Linked DNA regions of Mus musculus: region 1 is linked to region 2. A link is a loop called in an ENCODE intact Hi-C map of the cell type or tissue named here. Cell type or tissue: heart. All regions are shown on one strand.

What was found. Peaks named below come from ENCODE experiments on the same cell type or tissue, not always from the same donor. Only the 100,000 strongest peaks of a DNase experiment are listed, where the experiment ranks them.
Region 1: it touches region 2 in a loop (2.6-fold over the local background); 14 of 42 quality-filtered maps call a loop at or near these places.

What each region holds. Positions count from the first base shown.
Region 1 is chr3:34,053,522-34,056,021 of GRCm38, forward strand. Fxr1 (fragile X mental retardation gene 1, autosomal homolog) reads left to right here. Exons shown (of 17, transcript NM_001113188.1): 10 at 701-810. Among named protein-coding and RNA genes, the nearest start is that of Dnajc19, 27 kb to the right of the region's middle. In heart, no CTCF peak of the experiment used is centred here; no DNase peak of the experiment used is centred here.
Region 2 is chr3:33,798,603-33,801,102 of GRCm38, forward strand. Ttc14 (tetratricopeptide repeat domain 14) reads left to right here and starts at 1,581. Exons shown (of 12, transcript NM_027619.4): 1 at 1,581-1,834; 2 at 2,354-2,478. The coding sequence starts at 1,677. In heart, a CTCF peak has its summit at 1,313 (motif pointing left); DNase peaks (open chromatin) are centred at 1,219 and 1,519; H3K4me3 peaks cover 1,933 bases; H3K27ac peaks cover 1,643 bases.

The DNA.
Region 1 (2,500 bases), 250 kb after region 2:
ACTTACATCCCAAGAATATACCAGATACTTGAGTTAAACATTGATTCTTTGGGTTAAGATTTATAATAGGGAAACAGCACCTCCATGTTACCTTTGGAGTTTTTCTTTTAAGTATTAGATATTTAATAACTGCTGTTTGAAAGACTTAACAGGTCAAGTCTGAAGGTATGAATTTTGTATCATTTTACAGTATGACATTCCTAGCAAGACAGGCTATACTATATGCACTTATGTAAATCTATAAACTACCTTAAAAACTTGTAATATTTTTGCTTGCAAGAATATACACGTATGGATGTGTGTACACATATGTATGAATGAGATGAAGGAAGTGACATGGCTGATAGCCGTAGAATTGCTTTCTCTTATATATAGTTCATGGGCATGGCAGGGGTTTGAAATGGAGTTTATATTTTAAAGTATTAGAAATGGCTTGAATGTTTAAAACTGTTTAGGCATGGGAATTCTCTTGCTTGTGAATTGCATTGGTCTACTGAAGTCAGTAGCCTTTAGGCATATATGCCAGAGAAAATTTCAGACAAGAGACTGCTCCTTTAGCATCTTTAGGTGAGGTTATTGAGAGTAAAAACAATCATCTTTGCTTGGTGGTTATCATTTGATAGGAAAATGATACGTAATCTAGGTCGGTGTGTAAGCTGGATAACAAACACTTTTAACTCACTGTTCTCTCCTCCTAAAGGAAAAGTAATTGGAAAAAATGGCAAAGTTATTCAAGAAATAGTGGATAAATCTGGTGTGGTTCGAGTAAGAATTGAAGGAGACAATGAAAATAAACTACCTAGAGAAGACGTAAGTGTTTAATGCAGTTTATTTGCCTATTATGTAAACTTTACAGTTAGTTTCCAATACTGTGGATGTGAGCCAACGGTTGTCCCTAAAGTTATCAACCAGAATTCGACACTACACAACTTCATTTAGTTTTTCAGTATAGAACTGTTTGGAGAATTTGCTAACTCTTGGAAAGTCGGTCTTTTAATAGAGAAAAGTTGTAGACATTTAGCTCAGATCAGTGTCTTGACACCAAGTATTGGGTGTCCCAAGATGCCTACAGGAGATAGCACTTTTTTATTTCTTTGTATTACTTAGTTGAGGTATACTAAGCCCATACATGACATAGGGGTGCAGCTGAATATTTGATGAGTAAGGAGGTTGGTTATGTAAGACAGGTAAGGAGAAGACTGCTCCTTCTGTTAATACAAGCTGCTTGGTTTCATTCTTAATACTGTGTGGGAGTGCCTTCCTCATATGCTGCTCTAATGTACAGTTTTCCTTTGAAATTTTTTGTGGGGTTGAGACAAGTTACATGGTTCAGTATAAAAGTACACACACACACACACACACACACACACACACACACACACACACACGGCAAGTTCTGCATTCCTATCTGCTATTTTCTTAGTACACCATCAGAACTTTATTCTTGCTTTGTACCTTTGTAGTTGAAATTACAGTCAGTGGAGCTTTCTGTACTGGATCCTTATGCCCTGGTATTTTGCTTTACTTAACCTGCTATATCTAAATAAGTCATCTGTGTTAGAATTTGTAATAAAGTTACTTTGGAAATGCATTCATATTTATAACTGAAAATTATTGAGCTAGTCTATTTAAAAACTCTGGAAGTAGTTTTTGAGAGGAGAAATGGAAACTGACAGGGAGTTTAAATTGATAGTAGAAAGCTGTGTGGCAGAAAATCTTGACTTAGCCATTTTGGTTTGCTTTTTACAAATAATTATTTTGTGTGCATGTATGTATGTGTGCCCGGTGCCTGTGGAGATCAGAATAAGGCATCAGATCCCTTGAAACTTTGAGTTAAATATGGTTGTAAACCACCATTTGGGCATTGGGATCTGAACAAATAACTCTTAACAGTTGAACTGTCCCTTTATCCCCCTTTTAAAGGTGCCTTGTTCTGAAATTTAACCAGATAAACATCAGTTTGGGATTATTGTTCAGTGTTTATTTTTGTGTCTGGGTATCTGCTTTTCAATGATCTTATTATTCTTACACTGTGTAAATTATAATGCTCTGCAGTCAGCATGTCTTTGCTTTTTTCCATTTGTGAATGTGTGTATATGTTTTTGTGTACACATGATACATGTGGGCACTTGTGTGCTTGCCATTGTGTGTGAAGGTGAGCACAAGTGCAGAAGCTCTTTCTGTTCTGCTTGGTGAGCTCCAGGTTCCAGGGCCCAAATTCACCTAGGCCATTGGGCTCGGTGGCAAGCGCTCATCCCACTAGGCTGTATCACCAGCCCTGAGAATATCTTTTAATGGTCAGAAATACATGACACTTATAGTCTTTTTGCTTCCCCCCCCCCCTTAGATACTGTTTTATATTGAACTAGTAACAATTCCCTTGCTTCAGCTTCCCAGGGCTGAAATTACAGGCATGTGCCACCATACCCTTCTCAAGGGTATCTGAGCACTTATGGGGATAAATTGTCTAATACGTGTTTGGTGTTTTTTTCTTTTTTCT
Region 2 (2,500 bases):
GGGGGGAGGGGAGTGGGGGGGGAGGGTATGAGGGACTTTTGGGATAGCATTGGAAATGTAAATGAGGAAAATACCTAATTTAGAAAAAAAAAAGATCTGAGGCCACACCTTAGGTAGCCACATTAACCTTCAGTGTTATAGCTTTATGCCTTTATTCTTATCTGTCTTCCACAAACAAACAGAGTCACTCCGAGCCAGGGCGTATTTTCATCTTTAGAGTCTAGTGTTTGTTACAGGATATACATATGTGTTTACTATTTTTTGTTTGTTTTTTGGTTTTTGTTTGTTTGTTTGGTTGGTTGGTTGGTTTTTCGAGACAGGGTTTCTCCGTGTAGCCCTGGCTATCCTGGAACTCACTCTGTAGACCAGGCTGGCCTGGAACTCAGAAATCCACCTGCCTCTGCCTCCCAAGTGCTGGGATTAAAGGCGTGCACCACCACGCCCGGCTTATGTGTTTACTTTTAAGATGAAATTTGAAATCACAGTAAAAGTAGGGTTAGAAACCAAGCAGTGAAAATCTGTTTGGAATATTCTGCTTTCTTCATTTCCTTCACCATTTTCGTACCCTGTACCACCCCCTCCCAACAGTTCATTAAACTATTCATATTTCTTTAAAGTTTCTTGGAGAGTTTTTAAGTTAAAAAAAATGTAGGTGGGGTTGTAGCTCAGTGGTAGAGAGAATCCTTGGCTAGCATGCTGAAAACCCAAGCACTAACCAACTCCCTCACTTTCCATTGTACCCCCTCTGGTCTGGTCAACTATCCAGTGTCCTGTCCCTTTCAAAAATCACGTATTTGTCACGAAAGAAAATGAATTCGAAACCCCTGTAACTGGAAAACAAACAAACAAACAAAACAAACAAAAAAACAAACAAAAAACAAACAAACAAACAAAAGCCCTGATGGTATGGGTGTGGTGCCCAGGTGTAGAACAAAGTTGTGTGGGGTTATGGGTTACACTCGGTGTAGAGCTAGCACTGAAGTGTAGCCAGCAAACGCTGGCCAGTTTTAAGTAAGCCACCTAAAGCACTCGGTACCAGTGTGTACCAGGCAGCCCACAGATATCACCCTAGTAGTAGGCAGCTTATCCTAAAACTCCTACAAAGCCACGCCAGAACAGAGCATGCGCGCTGCGCTTTAAAGCTCTCCGGGCTGGTGACAGCCACATCCCTCTAAAAGGCAGCGAGAAACAAGGTGGACACGCCTCCAGCCGCCGCCAAGTCAACTGTAGGTCCTTGTCTGTCTGCCCCACGTCGGTCTAGCAGGCAGCTTTCCTGCGACCGCCACCTTGAGGCAATCCTGAGGGGACGCGGGCGCCGCCCCGGGCAGACAGGACTGAGGAAACTTCCTCCGCGGCCGCCCAGCCACCCTTGCACCGCTGAACTCGGCAGCACCCGGTGAAAAAGAGACCGGAGCTCTGGCCTTGGCGACCTAGGAACCACACAGCCCGACGTACGTGCTAAGCTCAGGCGTCCCCACACGTCACACCTCCAGCCTTACTCCGCCCTCGGCGCCAGACCCGCTTCGCGCTTCCTGCGGGTTCCCGTAGTCCCGCCAGGTCTCGCGAGACTGAGGCAGCTCGCCGCCGCGAGCGCTTCCGGGAGGTTAGCGCGTCCGGGCAGCTTCCCTCGGCTTGCGGGAGCGCGGGCTCGGACGCCGGAGCCTGGCGGGCTCGCCATGGACCGCGACTTGCTGCGGCAGTCGCTGGGCTGCCACGGCCCGGCCCTGCTGTCGCTGCTGCGGAGTGAACAGCAGGACAACCCGCACTTCCGGAGCCTGCTGGGCACGGCGGCCGAGCCAGCCCGCGGCGCGGCGCCTCCTCCGGGAGCCGGCAGGTATCGGGGCCGTGACCCGGGCCGGGGCGCGGGGCGGACAGGAGGGACCGAGCCCCGGGGTGTGTGACCAGGCACTGGCTCCGGGCTGAATGGCCGGGATGCGCCTTCCGAGCCGCCGCCAAAGCTTCCCTGCTCCCGTTTCCAGAGAGAACGGGCTTAAAACTTCTTCCGGAACTCAGTGGGTAAAGTCACTTTCCATCGAGCGGCCTGACCTGACCGATTCCCAGGCTTCGCAAGGGTAGGCGAGAACCAATCCCAGCCTTGTCCTATGATCCCCCAGTTGCACACGGTGGCACATGGACGCCACATCACAGCACTAAATAAATGCATACTGAAAAGCTAAAATAAATAAAACTTCCCCTGGAGACACTAAGCAGGGTTGGGTGATGAAAACTGCCGTACACGAGTTTGGATGTATGAGAGCGTGGATCAGTGAAAAAAAAAAAAAAAAATATATATATATATATATATATATATATATATATATATGTACATGTATATAGTCACCTTTCTTTTAAGGAAAGAGAAGAGAGTTGACAACATTGAAATACAAAAATTCATCTCTAAAAAAGCGGATCTGCTTTTTGCACTGTCTTGGAAATCAGACGCATCTCCACCCTCTGAAGTGCATGACGACAATGACAGTAAGTTTAGTCTGAGAAGCTT